Linked DNA regions of Mus musculus: region 2 is linked to region 1. A link is a loop called in an ENCODE intact Hi-C map of the cell type or tissue named here. Cell type or tissue: heart. All regions are shown on one strand.

Region 1 (8,000 bases):
CCCGCCGGGTCCCGGGACTCCCGGCAGCCTGAAGACGGTGCACGGCGAAGGGGGAAGCGTCTATGGGGCTCCAGCCGCTGGGGTAGCTCGCGGCAGCATCGCTCTTGCACCCGGCCAGCTCACCAGTAACTTCCCGCCTACGACCGAGCTAGCTCAGGCTCTTCACTGCAAGCGCTCGCTGAGGGGCGGCCGTCGCCTCTGCCGCTGTCGTTCCCTCCCTTTCAGATTTTCCCGGGGCGTCCGATGATGGGAAGGGTCTTTGGAAGTAGGAGCGGTCGCCACAGATCCCGGGCGCAGCCAGTCCCGCCAACTTCTTGGCGGCCGCCCAGCAGCTCGGGCGCTCGGTGCCACTTGGCCAGTTAGTTCTTGGCGGTCCTCCGGCCTGTGCCCCTATCAGTGCCGCGGACAGGACAGCGGCTGCCAGCCAGTTGGGTTCCGGAGCCGAGGCAGGCTGCGCCGGCCGGTCGCGAGCCGCAGCTGACAGTTTCTTTTGTAGTCCGACTCCCCCAAATCTCTGATCGCCGCTCCCTTCTCCGCTACAGACACTTGCGCGTCTTTCCTTTAGGATCTTTCCCTTCCCTCCCTCCTTTGCTTCTTTTTCCGCTGAAGCAACTGCTGCTACGGTTGCCTCTGAAGGTACTGTGCCGGTTTCTTATCCCTTTTTTCCGACCTCATCAGCTTTTTTTGAAAAGAAAAAAATTGAGCGCTTTTTGAGTTGAAAAACCCGCCCCCATTTTAACGGCAGAGTTTTAAGGAGGCTCCGCCGAGTTAGGGCGCCGCGGGAGCGGGAAGGCCGGGCCCCGCCCACGCCCCGCCCAACGCCCTGGCGGCGCAGTGGCCGGCAGCCCGCTCGCTCCGCCCTCGCGGCCCTGCGCCCTTCTCTGCCCGCGCTGGGCCTGGGTTCGCTGGCGCTCCCGCCTGCCCTCTCGCTTCGCTAGTCTCCCCTGCCGAAGCGGGGTGGGTTCGGCCCGGCCTGGCCTGCTGTTCTGGGGCTGGCTGGAGTGGGAGCCTCTACCGTGCGGGACCCCGGTGGTGGTAACTAAGGCCGCGGGTGCGGGCGGAGGCCCTTAGAGGCTCGGCGGCCCTGCAGCTGACGGGTAGGATCTCCTCTGCTGGAGCCGGGCAGCTCCACCCTCCTCGGCGCTCCCCGACCAGGCTCGCCGAGTTCGAGTGGCCTGGCCCGGGGCTGCTGGACTCCTTTGCTCTGCCACAGGCCTTGGCACCTGTCAGGTCATTGCCAGGGCTGCAGAGGCGACACAACTGACAGCACCACAGGGCAGAGAAGTCTTGTAGACCGAGTTTTATGAGAACTGAAAGCATATTACAAGAAATCCCGACGAACTTCAGGGTCTAGAAAATGTGAACTTCTAGTCTTGAGGGAAAAGGAGAAATGCAATTAACTTTAAACAAAGCTTACAGTGAGTTAGAAAGGTTTTCTAAAAAGGCTATGTCTTTATTGGGGGATTTCTTTCACTCACTACACCGAGGATTGGTTGTTTTTAGGTGGAGGTGAGGATGGTGGTCTAAGTGTAAAAGGACCAGTGCATCCATATATTTCATATTCATCAATTTTCTGTACTTTTCACGTCTTCTTGTAGGCATATGAGATTATTGCCTTCTATACTTTTATGCTTTTAAAAAAACACCAGCATGGTTGCATTCAGTGGTCAAAATGAAACCAAACCCCCCCTCCGCCTCCCCTCCCCCCCAAATATTGGTCTAATTAGAACCAGCCACTGCACATATATCCTCAAGTAACATCTGTAACCCAGTTCCTTGGAGTAAAGTGAAAGTATTCAAACAAGCCAGAGACATCTGGATAGTCATTTAGCAACAGGTTGGCTGTTAGGGAAAATTGGAACTACAAGAATTTGGCAGTGTTTCTTTAAGTTGTTAAGAAAAAGATTAGAGCTAATTTTTGAGGTATCGAAAGCTGAATATTGTGAATCAGGTAACAACAAAGGGGATGAACTTCTTTAAAAATCATTTTAACAGAATATTTAGGATTCCATGTATACTGTATTCCATGTATACATTCTGGGAACTCTGAGTTTTTAGTTATCTGGAAGCTATGATAGGAGATTGGCACTGTTAAAGTGATAACTAGCACTAATACAAATTTACAAACACTGCTTTCTGGAAATTAATGGTGTCTTGCTTGGAGAAAATATGGTAACGAGGAAGAATAAAATTGTGGGCATTCTGTATAAAAATGGATGTACATGTGTTATGACTTTCATCAAATAAAATATCTTTGCTGAATTACTGAGTAAAGAAAATGCAATGTTTAGGGTGCTGTTGCCCAGGCTAGCCTACTGCTCCTTATGTACCCCAGACTGGCTTAGTATTTGTAACCTTGTGTCACCCTGGTATGGCTGGATTACAAGTATTCCCCACTCTACCGTGTTGTATTAAGACCTTTGGGGAGAGGCTGGAGAGATGGCTCAGTTAAGAGTGCTGACTGCTCTTCCAGAGGTCCTGAGTTCAATTCTCAGCAACCTCATGGTGGCTCACAACCATCTGCAATGGGATCCGATGCCCCCTTCTGGTATGTCTGAAGAGAGCAATAGTGTACTCATATACACAAATATTTTTAAAAAGGGTTTGGGGGAACCCTAAGCATTGAAGATTTTAATGTCCCATCACCCACAAATAAAACTTAAAAATATAGAACCTGCAAATAAGAGTAAAAGCAGCAGCTGGTAAGATGGCTCAGTGGTTAAGAATACCGACTGCTCTTCTGAAGGTTCTGAGTTCAAATCCCAGCAACCACACAGTGGCTCACAACCATCCGTAACAAACTCTGATGCCCTCTTCTGGAGTGTCTGAAGACAGCTAATAATAAATAAATAAATCTTTAAAAAAGAGTAAAAGCAGCTGGGTATGGTGGTGCATGCCTTTCATTTTAGCACCTGGGAGGTCAGGGAAGATGAATATTTGTGAGTTCAAAGCCAGCCTGGTCTGCAGATAGCTCCAGGACAGCCAGAGCTACGGAGAGAAGGCCTGTCTCAAAATACACACACACACACACACACACACACACACACACACACACTAAAAGAGGACTAAAAGCTGTTCAATAAAATTCTATTCTTATAACTTCAGTTGCTTTTGTTCAAACACTAACTTTTAAAATTCATTTAAAAAAAAGTATTTGGTGGGACTGGAGAGATGGTTCAGTGGTTAAGAACACTGACTGCTCTTCCGAAGGTCCTGAGTTCAAATCCCAACAACCACATGGTGGCTCACAACTATCTGTAATGGGATCAGATGCCCTCTTCTAGTGTGCCTAAAGACAACTACAGTGTACTTATATAATAAATAAACAAATAAATAAAAATGTATTTGGCCAGGTGGTAGTGGTACTCACCTTTAATCCCAGCACTTGGGAGGCAGAGACAGGTGGACTTCTGTGAATTCGAGGCCTACTGAGGTCTACAGAGCTAGTTCCAGGACAGCCATGGCTATACCAAAAAGCCCTGTCTTGAAAAAATGATACTACTACTACTAATAATAATAATAAAGTAAAAAATAAATTTAAAAATGTGTGTGTGTACACTCCAAAAGGCCAGAAGAAGGCATTGGATCCCCGGATACATTGTCAACTGTATTATGTGGGTGGTGCTGGGAACTAAACTCTGGTCCATTGCAAAAGCAGCAAGTGCTTTTAACTGGAAAGCCATCTCTACAGCCCCCAAAAACTGTTTCTTAGGGACTTGTTTGTTTGTTTGTTTGTTTGTTTTTCGAGACAGGGTTTCTCTGTATAGCCCTGGCTGTCCTGGAACTCACTCTGTAGACCAGGCTGGCCTCGAACTCAAAAATCCACCTGCCTCTGCCTCCCAAGTGCTGGGATTAAAGGCGTGTGCCACCATGCCCGGCGGGACTTTTTTTTTTTTTTTTTTTTTTTTTTTTTTTTTGTGATAGTTCTGGAGTTTTAGGTATGTAAAAATCTCTTATTTTGTGAGAGCTAGTTTACTGAGGTAGGTTTAAGAGTATCTGTCCTCGATAAGCATTTATTGTCCTGGAACTCACTCTGTAGACCAGGCTGGACTTGAACTCACAAGAGATGCATCTGCCTCAGCCTCCCTAGTGCTGGGACTAAAGACATGCACCACTACTACCCTGCTGATAAGCTTATATTTTATAACATGTTATACTTGTATTATAGTGAAAGTAACAGGTTTTTTTTAACATAGTTATGATATGTCCCTCAGATGCTTAAAGGGCATCTTGCATAGTTGGATACTGAGTACCAAGAGTCATAGGGACCTTTAGTAGTTCATAATCATTTTAAAGGACTTACAGCAAGCGTATGGTTTAGTCAAATTATTTTATGTTTTCCCCATGTTGACTCCAGTCAACGAAGAGTTCCTACATGATTAGCTTTGAGGAATGTGGATGAGGTAACTATACATTCTTAACTTGGTTTTAAAATCTTCCTCTTTATTGAATTTATAGATAACAGAGGTGGCCCCCTAGGGGACCTTTTTAAAATTACTTATACTTGTGGCTTTGGTATTTTATTTATGAGACCCAACAGGCTTTTACAAAGGTTACTTGTAGAACTCCTCAGAAAAATCCTGTTTTGAAAAGTAAGAAAATAAAATGCTAGTAAACATCTTGAAAGCTTAAATTATGATATTAATTAGCGATGCTTACAGTGCTTTGCAGCTATTAAATATAATACACATATTATTTAAATTTTATGAAGTAAGTATAATTAGTCTCATTTTTTATGAAGGAAATTTGAAATTATAATCTAAAGTCAACAAGTATAGAGCTTGAATTCACAACGTGAGCTTGGAGTCTAGGATCACCCACCAGACTCTTTAAGTCATTGGATGAACTACTTGTTTGATTACTAAAACAGAAATTTAACTTGGTAGTAATATTAGTCTCGTGAGTTATCTACTAAGAAAGAAACATTATTTAAAAACTTTGGTTATTGGGCGGGCCCACACCTTTAATCCCAGCAATCAGGAGGCAGAGACAGGCAGATTTCTGAGTTCTAGGCCAGTCTGGTCTACAAAGTGAGTTCCAGGACAGCCAGGGCTATACAGAGAAACCCTGTCTCGAAAAACCAAAACCGCCGGGTGTTGGTGGTGCATGCCTTTAACTCCAGCACTCAGGAGGCAGAGGCAGGCAGATTTCTGAGTTCAAGGCCAGCCTGGTCTACAGAGTGAGTTCCAGGACAGCCAGGGCTACACAGGGAAACCCTGTCTGGAAAAAACAAAAAACAAAAAAACAAAAACAAAAAAGAAAAACCAAAGCCAAAAACTAAAAACAAACAACAACAACAACAACAAAAACACCTTTGGTTATCAGCTGGACAGTGGTGGTGCAAGCCTTTAATCCTAGTACTCAAGAGGTAGAAGTAGACAGTTTGAGGCCAGCCTGGTCTACAGAGTGAGTTCCAGGACAGCCAGGGCTATACAGAGAAACCCTGTTTATTAGTTGGATTCTCTAGAGTCACAGAACTTACAGAACTCCCTTCCTTTCTCCTCCCTCCCTCCCCTCCCCCCTCTAAAGATAACTTATTGGAATGACTTACAGGCTGCAATACAACTAACTCAACAATGGCCAGCTGTGAATAAGAAGCTGAAGAATCTAGTGTTGGACTTCTGCATAAGCTGGAATCCTGAGGAAGTGGGCTCCAATAAGGTTGGCGAGTAAGTATAAGCAGGTGAAGAAGAAAACCTTCCGTTTTTCATCATCCTTGTCTTAGGTGTTCCATTTCTGTGAAGGACACTATGACCAAGGCAACTCTTTTTTTTTTTTTTTTTTTTTTTTTTGGTTTTTTTCGAGACAGGGTTTCTCTGTATGGCCCTGGCTGTCCTGGAACTCACTTTGTAGACCAGGCTGGCCTCGAACTCAGAAATCTGCCTGCCTCTGCCTCCCAAGTGCTGGGATTAAAGGTATGTGCCACCATGCCTGGCTCAAGGCAACTCTTATAAAAGGACATTTAATTGGGGCTGACTTACAGGTTCAGAGGCTTAGTCCATTATCACCAAGGCAGAAGAGGAGCTGAGAAGTTACAACTTGATCTGAAGGGTGCTAGGACAAGACTGGGTTCACACAGCTAGGAGGAGGGTTTCTCAAAGGCCACCCCCACAGTAATACGCTTCCATTAACAAGGCTACACCTACTCCAACAAGGCCACACCTCTTACTGGTGCCACTCCCTGGGCCAAGCATATTCAGTCACACCAGTCCTTATGTAGGCCTCAAGCAGAATGTATGGCCTAGATTAAAAGTGTGCCTCAAGATCTAGATTAAAGTCCTGTGTCTTGAGCCTCAAGATCTGGATCAAAAGCTTGTATCTTCTAGCTTCAAGATCTGGATCACAGGGGCTGGTGAGATGGCTCAGTGGGTAAGAGCACCCGACTGCTCTTCTAAAGGTCCGAAGTTCAAATCCCAGCAACCACATGGTGGCTCACAACCAGATCTGACTCCCTCTTCTGGAGTATCTGAAGACAGCTACGGTGTACTTACATGTAATAAATAAATAAATCTAAAAAAAAAAAAAAAAAGATCTGGATCACAGGTATGCCACCCATTTCTGGATCGTAGTTCATTCCAGATAGAGTCAATTTAGCAACCAAGAATAGCTACCACACCCTGCCTGGAAACAACAACTGCAACAACAAACCCCAACCCAACCCAATAACCACAAACAACAACACAAACTTAAAAAAAAAAAAAAAAACACCAAACAACTTTGTTTTTTTCAATCACAGGATCAAAATTAATACCAAAGTAAGTAATTTGATAACATGAAGACCCCAATATCACATAATGAGAAAGACCTTTAAATATTTTTACTCAAGATCCACAAACCCAGTGTAGTCCTTCCCCCCCCCCCCCCGCGCCCTGAAGTAAGGTCTCTCCTTGAAAACTCTCTCTTCCTAAGTTCTGGGATTAATGGTATATGCTGCCATGCCTAGTGCAAACTGGGTGTAAATGTGAGGAACATTAGGCAAGACCGAGGTGAGGCATAGTTTATAAAGTTCTTGATTCTTCAAAATTATCAGGATCTATGCGTGTCATTGGAGTTTATAAATCCAAAATAATTTCAAATGAAAATTTAGTTAAATAGGGACTGGAGAGATGGCTTAGTGGTTAAGAACCCAAATTCTCTTGCAGAGGACTTGAGTTTGATTCTCAGGATCTGTGTAAGGTTGCTCACAACCACCTTTAACCCCAGCTCCATGGGAATCTGGTGTCTCTGGCCTCTCTGTGTACCTACACTGACGTCCACACAGTTAAAAAAATACCAATACCAGCACAAATAAGTTATTGATACTTGAAAAATGAAATACAGACATTTAAAAAACAGTTTTAGAAAGAGGAAATTACATGAAGATTTAAAAGATTATATTTAAATTAGGGCACAGTCTATTTTAGTGGAATATAAAATGAGATTAAAATTATTTCGTGTACTTATGGAAAAAGAATTTCTGTTCTCTTGATTTGTGTCACTGCAGTGAAATTTTCTCAGAATTGAATTTTAGAAAAATGAAAAACATATTGTTTTCCCTTCAATTTTTTTGTAGTAGATATTTATTCTGGATGCTGGTTATTCAACCATAATACTTAGACCATATGTAAGAAACAACTTTTCATTTACTTTATAAACTTGGCTGCAAGGAGGGTGATACTATAAGGAGTTACCAGGGAAAGTGGGAAGAGCACTAGTTTTGACCTCGACTTGCGTCCTAGTCCTTTCACTTTATTTCATGACCCTAGACAAAAATCTTAAAAAACAAAACAAAACAACGTTGCCCTTCATTCTGTACATTTTTTTCTTTCTTTTCTTTTCTTTTTCCTTCAGTTTTTCAAGACAGGGTTTCTCTATGTAACAGAACTGGTTGTCCTAGAACTCATTTTGTAGACCAGGCAGGCCTTGAACTCACAGAGACCCATATGTCTCTGCTTCTCATATGCTAGGATTAAATGTGTGTACCACCATGCCTGGCTAGAGATAACAATAAAAATTCAAAT
Region 2 (8,000 bases), 190 kb before region 1:
GGGCTTCATGCAAACGTTGGCCATAATGGTGTTTACTTCAAGCTGTTTTGTTTAGTGCTCATTAAGACCCAGGGCCTCATACACTAAGCATGTACTCTTCCAACTAAGTGACACTTCCAACCGAGGACTTACGTTCAAGCCCAAATAAAGTCTGTTGGTTACTGTTAGTAAAAATAACTGGATCTTTGCTTTACAGAGCTCTTGGTATACCTGTATACTGCACAACATAAATATAAGAACTATGTTTTAAGTACTTGTCACAGGAGAAAAGGAATAAAAACTATGCTCCTTTAACTTTATAACCAGATAGTTTTCATTTAAAGACCTATTGTAACTGAACATATTCTTTGTTTTGTTCCTTTTTTGAGACAAGGTCTCACTGTTTATCCCTGGCTGGCCTGGAACCCAACATGTCAACTAGGCTGGTCTGGAACTCAGTATCCACCACTTCCACCCTTCCTCCACCTCCCTAATGCTGCAATGAAAGCTGATGTACCAGGCCCAGCCTGGTTTTTGTTTTGTTTATTTCTGTGTAGTCTTAATATCCTGGAACTGATCTGTAGATCAAGCTGGCCTCAAACTCAGAGATCTACCTGCCTCTGCCTCCTGAGTGCTGGGACTAAAGGTGTGTACCACCACCTATTCTTTACAGAAGCAAATCAATACTACTGTAGCTTTTATATTCATTACGTACTATTTCCTTTTAAAAGCCCAAATATTATAAATCATTTACTATGGACTGGTGCTTTCTCAAATCATGTAAAACAAATATTAGTAATATATTAGAGACTTGAGGGGGATGTTATTATATTTACAGGTTTCTTTTAAAAACTCGATAGGGTCTCATTCTATAGCCGAGACCAGCACTGAACTCAGTATGTAGCACTGACCTCCAAATGTCAGCAATCCTCCTGACTCAGCCTTCCAAGTACTAAGATGACAGATATGAGCCACCATGCAAAGCTAAATATTTCTTTTTATGGTCTCATATTTTAAAGTAACTATTTTCTTGCAATTCATAGTAATTTTGCATATCAGTATTTGGGTCATTCATTTCAGGAAAAGGCAACCACAATACAATTTCCATTGTCAAAAATAACATTCCAAAAAAGTACTGGTAAAATACCAAAAGCCATCATTATGATCTAGTCCTTTTGGAAAGGACAAAAATATAGTTCCCATAACTCTAAAATTACGGTAAGAATAACAGAAAGCAGCAAGTCAGATATCCAATTTTCCTAGAAAGAGGCTAAGGAACATAGATTTGGGGGAGAAGTTTGCTCATGTCACCTACATAAATTCATTCTAGAGGAGCTATCCAGTGGAGAGGAAAACAGTTAAGATAGCCTGAAAAATGGGCCCAACTCTGGAGGCTGAGGCAGGAGGACAGAATGTTTGTCTGTCTGGTCAACTTCCTGAGTCACTGTCTAACAATAAGTTTTTTTTTTTTTTTTTTTTTTAAACAGCAGAGTTATAGTTCTATAGTGGTGTTTTGCTAGAATGCATAGGGTTCTCAGTTTAATTCCTGTTACTGATTATGGATAATATTCATATTCCATTTAGTATTAGGTATTGCTCCTGAAGCAATTTAAATATGTTGGGAGAAATGGGCCACATAAATATAGCCAATACTTAATTTTTATAGGACAGAAATTGCATGAAATATTGACGACAAAGCTTCTATTCTTCATTTATCTCAGTTATTGAGTATCTACTATGAGTCAGATGCTAGAGTATAAAAGCACCTGGAAACTGTCCCAAATTCAGCTTGTACAAGGGGAGGAGAACACATATGTCAAGGGTGAGACACACAACTACCTAAACAAAGATACTGCACTAAATTATTTTAGGTCTGGTACTGCTTGTAAGTGTAGAAGGTACATGGGGGACGTATCCAGGAATTCGGGGAAGAAGGGTGGGTAATGTCAGTACTTTAGATACTTGAGCTGAGTCCTTAAAGAGGATTAAATGTTCACCTGGGCAACCTTGGGGGAAGGGCTCTTAGCATAAAGATCACCTGGAGCAAAGACAAAACTATCAACAGCCTGGTTTGGTTAAAATAGAGGCTTTTGCCAGGCTATCGTAAAGATGGGACTTGACTAACATGAGGGGGTCAGAAAATCAGCTCATATGATCAATTTTTTGCCACGTGATGAGAAACTGGTTTACACAGGATTGAGAAAACACTACACTAGATAATGATGTCACCACATAAAATCAAAGGAGACTGCACAGTTAGAAAACTAAACTCTCTTCAGGAAAATATTAAAGAACTGTATTAAAGCCCACCTGAGAAGTTTACTCAATGTATCATTTAGAAAGACCCATTCAGGAGTCTTTGATAAAGAGGACTTTAAGTAACAGATGGCATTTCCCAAGTCAGGTTGAAAGGTCTCTCAAGTTCAAGATAATCAAATTTTAATTAAGCCAACTTATTTAAAAGATGTGTCACAGGGGTGGAGCTTAAAATTACCACATATGTATATATAAACAAGTAACTCTTTATGAAGCTGAGGCCAAAATCGCCACTTGGAATTCTACCTCCCAAGTAGATGGTAAAAAAGACATTCTACCAGAGCCAATTAACAAAAGAGTGGGGAGGATCATAAACGAAAACACAAATATAAGGGGGGAGGGGGTGACAAGCTACGCAAAACCCGTAATCCTCTTGGCAGTCTGATGAGGAAATCACACAACTCAGACATAAAGGCAGGAAAACCATGTCATCCTCAACTCCACAAGCTAAACTACTAGGCACCGAAGGGGATAAGATCACACACTCGATTCCTGAACTCAAGGACAGAAGACCGTCCTCAACCCGTGCCCAAGGGGATGCCCAGAAGGACCCTTTTCCATTTGGGAACCGGGCAGCAGACACCCTCAAGGCCAGCCCTGAAGGGGTCAACGCCACCCCCCCCCCACCCACCCCCGGTCTAGGCCGTGGAGGCCAAGGGCAGAGGGCCCGAGCCGCCTCCTCTCGCACGCCGACACACACCCTCCCTACCTGATATGGCGGCGGCGGCTCCTGATCTGGCTCCGTCCCCTCGCCAAAGCTAGCCCGGTCGGACTGAGACTCGTGAAGCAGGGAGATGTCATCCGAAGTCGGGGATTTGAGGCAGTTCCCCATCTTCCGGGGCTGGGGTGTATGCTTGAGATCTGCGGGAGGAAGAAAGCTGTGACCCGGTCTCTCGCACGCTCGGCGGTGAGCTCGCTCGGCGCCGCGGGGTCCAAGGCGGCAGGCCCGGGGCTCAGGCGGCGGCTCCCCCGCGCCCCGGCGCCACCGAGGGGCCGCTCATGCCAGCCCCCGGGACAGGGGGCGCGAGGCTAGGCCGCGGGCTGCGCCGGGGTCGCGTCTGGAACCTGAGGGGGGCGGGGGCGGGAAGACTGAGCGCTTCCCCACCCCGCCCCCCGCGGGGCGGCGGCGGCCACGGGCTGCTGGGCCTAATCCAGGTCAGGAGGGGGGGGCGCGGCCGTCTCGGTTGCCTCAGCTGCTGCCTCAGCTGCTGTTGCCCCTGCCGACGCTGGAGCCGCGGCCCGGGGCCTCATCCTACTCCGCCTCGGCGCGGCGGCGGTGGCCAGAACGAGGCTGGCCAGGCCTACGTCATGCCGCCGTGCGTGCTCCGGCCCCGCCCCGGGCGCGCGCGTCCGACTCCTGGACTGCGTGGCTGGGCTCTGAGTTTAAGGTCCAGGCTGTGTGGCTGTTGGTCTCCCGACCATCTGCCTCCGGCGCCCCCTGTATGTCCCGGCTGCAGCCAGCTTGCGGACTTACCTTACCTTACCTGCGCGGTGTCCTCAGACTGTTCACGCTGTCTGCCGGGTTGATGTCTGTAAGCACGGATCTGAATGGACCAGGCAGATAGCTGAGGTGTTTAGCTTCCTTCTCCTTTATCCTTTAAGAATAAAGTCCAAACTCATGTGATGAACACGCCCTACCCTCCCAACATCACAGCCATGAGATTATCGGATTGCCCATTTCTTCCCAATCCCACCTCCCTAATTCAAGCCTCTCAAACTAACATTTGCCGTTGATTCTCAGTCTCTCTGTGTTCATCATTGTCCCCTACCTCCATACCCTTTGAATGATTGAGGATATATATATATGTATTGGGAAGGCATATATATATATATGCCTTCCCAATACTACCCACAGAATAATCTTAAGAAATCTCTTGCCGAGCAGTAGTGGCGCACACCTTTAATCCCAGCACTTGGGAGGCAGAGGCAGGCAGATTTCTGAGTTCGAGGCTAGCCTGGTCTACAGAGTGAGTTCCAGGACAGCCAGGGATACACATAGAAACCCTGTCTCGAAAAACAAAACAAAACGAAACGGGAAAAAAAAAAAAAACGGAAAGAAGAAATCTCTAATCTCATTCAAAATACTGCCCCTCTTTTATAAATTCTAAATCCCAAAATGGCCAAAGTGCTTCTAGTCCTCTCAAAGACTGTTCTCGCTGGCTGAGATTTCCACAGACAGACAGTATTCCTGACCTCTTACCTCTCGCTGGGCTAATCATTATCCTCACCAGTCCTTCGTGGACTCCATTTCATTTCCCTTGAAAATCTTTTTCTGCTTCTCCAGTCTGGGTTAGTCACCTACTCAGAGTTCCCAGTCAGGGCCTTTCTGTCAGGTTGATCAAGCTGAGTTCTCTGTCCCTTCCCTGTGTAAGGCCTGGCATGTTGCCTAAGGTAGTAGAGTCTTTCCTTGGCTGAATGAACAAATGCTCAAACAGCATATGCAAAGGGAAGAACAAGAAGAGAGTGTTCTCCACAGCCATTTTTTTTTAATCAAGAAGGCAAGAAGTTGACTTTGATCTCCAGTTTTATTCACCATTGACTGATTTATTGTTATTTACAGGCCCTATGTTAGAGCGACTGATTCATAAAACCTGACTTTTTTCTTGAAAGATCCTGGGTTTACCTGCAACAACAAACAAAGTCTTAGAGGGTCCCCTCCCCTGATGTTTGTAGAAAACTCTGTTTATTTCGTTTGGGTGAGGGTCAGAAGGGATTTTTGATAGATACTACTGTGTTTAATGAGTAAATCCCAAACATTTTCCCTTTAAATCCCAATTCCACAAAATCACTATCAAAGTGAGGTCAAACTCTATGTTCAAAGCAGGGGGTCTTAACTAGGCATGCCTTTAATCTCAGCACTCTGGAAGCAAAAAGCAGGCAGATCTCTGAGAGTTCGAGGCCAGTCTGGTCTGTAATACAAGTTCCAGAACAGCCAAGACTAAGCAAAGAAACCCTGTCCTGAAAACCAAAAAAAGAAAGAGAGAGAGAGAGAGAGAGAGAGAGAGAGAGAGAGAGAGAAGAGAGAAAGAGAGAAGGGTGTTGTTGAATGCCTGTAATTCAAGCATTTAGAGCCAAGACAGGAACATGTCTAGTTCAAGGCTAGCCAATGTTACTTAACAAGCAAACAAACAATTCTGCCTCAAAAAAAGTCTATATTCAATCAAACAAAAAAATTTTTTTTTTGAAATAGCATCTCACTATATAGCTCTGGCTGTCCTGGAACTCCCTACGTAGACCAGACTAGCCTCAAACTCAGAGGTCTACCTGTCTGTCTCTAAAATGCTAGGACTAAAGGTATGTGCCACCACACCCTTTCTCCAACCAATGTGTTTCAAAACAGAACCTTGAGCTGGGCACAGAGATACAAATCTATTATTCCAGCACTTGGAAGGTAGAAGTAGGAAGATCAGGAGTTAGAAATCATTTTCCCATACAGAATGAATTCCAGGCCAGTCTGGACTACATGAGAGCCCTTCCTCAATATCTCCTCCCAGAACAAAGACAGTTCCATTAAGAAAGAAGCCCAGGAGAGCCTGGAGTTCCACATTACCACGCCATTTAGCCTCCCAAATGCTGGGATTACAGGAGTGAACTCCTATATCTAGCACTCTGTCTTTATTCTTTTTTTGTTTTGGTTTTTAGAGACAGGGTTTCTCTGTATAGCCCTGACTGTCCTAAAACTCACTCTGTAGACCAGGCTGTCCTTGAACTCACAGAGATCCACCTGCCTCTGTCTGCCTCCTGAGTGCTGGAATTTAAGTGAAGCACCACTACCTGTCTTTTTCTTTTATATTTTTCTTACCTTGTTCCTACAAGTTCATACATGTTTCATATATATCATAAATGATATCTAAAGATATAATCACTTTTTCATAAATGTACACTTTTAGACCCATCTGCCTGATGAGAGAACTGTGGTATGTTTCTTTAGCCTACTGCCACTTCAATACTAAAATATTAGTCACTCTCTTTTGGCAGAAATTCTAGACAGGCATTAGTTACTTTGTAAATTACCACAGAGAGATTTTGGAACAGCACCTACAGAAAAAGGAAAAGGAAACAAGCCAGGTATAGTGGTGCACACCTAAATCCTGATATTCAGGTCTGGAATGAGCTCAAGGCAAGCCTTGGCTACATAAGGCTCCCCAGTCTTGGAAAGTAGGGAGAGGGGAAGCTGGGAAATGGCTGCTTGGGTAAAATGCTAACTGCAAGCCTGACAACACAGGTTCTGGTTCTGGAATCCAAGTAAAAGCCAGATTCGGTGTTTGGAATTTATAATCCCAGTAGTCCTACTGTGAGATAAGAGGCAGAGGCAGGACAGCCTCAAGGAAGCTAGTGGGCTAGCTAGCTGGGGTACATGCACGGCAGCAGGACACGGAGGGACCAGCCTCAATGAAATGGAAAGCAAGAATGGATTCCTGAAACTTGTCCTCTGACTTCAGCAAACTCACTGTGGCATGCACAGACAGCACTCACATGCTACACCACACACACACACACACACACACACACACACACACACACACACAAGAAAAGGAGGAGGATGGATGGGAAGGAAAAAGGAAGAGACAACAGGAAACATAAGAATGAAAATATAAAAACGGAGTTGGAAGGCTAGTGTAGTAATCATGGCTATAATCCCAGCACTCGGGAGACAGAACTGCTATAAATTTAACATGTTGAGAAGTCAGCTACACAGACTGACCCTGTATTAAAACCACTACCACCACTGAGATAGAAGACTTATTTTATAGAAAAAGGCAGGTTGGGCCTGGGGAGATGGGTCAGTGGTTAATAGCTTGGTAAGTGCATATTCTGCCCTTGTAGAGGACTGGAGGTCAGTTCCCATATGCCTAAGTCCAGCAGCCCACAACTGCCTGTAATTCTAGCTCCAGGGATCCAACACCTTCTTTTGGCCTCTGTGGGCACTCACACACATGTACATACCCAAACACAATTAAAAAAACAACCCTTTTTTAAAAAAAGGTAAGTGGTTATTGATCTTGGTGATCCACCATGATCCCATAAGAACACAATGGGTTGAAAATTCCTATCAGCTCCATGATGTCACATCCATTGTAAGGTCATAGCATAACACATAAAGGCTGCATTGGTGATAATGCTAGTGTAAACACAGCTACTGTGCCACCGGCACTCTAGTACAGTGCAGGGCTATATACAGTACATGGTACGTTAAAACAGCTGTTACACATGGATCTATGCACTTATCTTTTCTTATCATTATTTTAGAAAATACTGCTGGCAGTGGTGGCCCAGACCTTTGGTCACCTCTGAGGAGACAGAGGCAGGCAGATGTCTGAAGCCAGCCTGATCTTCAGAGTGAATTCTAGGACATCCAGGACTACACAAAGAAACCCTGTCTCAAAAAAACCAAAACCAAACCAAAAATAAAACAAGAAAAAGAAGAAGAAAGAAGGAAAGCGGGGGAAAAAAAAGAAGAAAATACTTCTACTTATGAAAGGAAGTTTAACTGGCTTGTTCAGTGTTAGATCACAGAAGCTGCCCTATAGCCTATGTAGTACCTGCCTTAAAACGCTAAACTCCCAATGTATAATAGCCTCCAGGTAGGGTGGGACAACAGGTTAGCTCTCTGGATTAGTGGCTATATCCCATCTGCACTTCCTTCACTGATCTGCTAAATTCAGAGATCCTAACTCCACTAAACTCAGAGAACACTACCCTCT

What was found. Peaks named below come from ENCODE experiments on the same cell type or tissue, not always from the same donor. Only the 100,000 strongest peaks of a DNase experiment are listed, where the experiment ranks them.
Region 2: a loop joins it to region 1, with 2.0 times the contacts of the local background. A loop is called at or near these places in 6 of 42 quality-filtered maps.

The regions. Positions count from the first base shown.
Region 1 is chr4:109,665,991-109,673,990 of GRCm38, forward strand. Cdkn2c (cyclin dependent kinase inhibitor 2C) reads right to left here and starts at 766. Exons shown (of 3, transcript NM_001301368.1): 1 at 1-766. In heart, CTCF peaks have their summits at 958, 2,572 (motif pointing left) and 4,479; DNase peaks (open chromatin) are centred at 311 and 971; H3K4me3 peaks cover 1,744 bases; H3K27ac peaks cover 1,495 bases.
Region 2 is chr4:109,473,106-109,481,105 of GRCm38, forward strand. Rnf11 (ring finger protein 11) reads right to left here and starts at 3,400. Exons shown (of 3, transcript NM_013876.3): 1 at 3,005-3,400. The coding sequence starts at 3,127. In heart, a CTCF peak has its summit at 3,734; DNase peaks (open chromatin) are centred at 3,136 and 3,616; H3K4me3 peaks cover 2,514 bases; H3K27ac peaks cover 1,850 bases.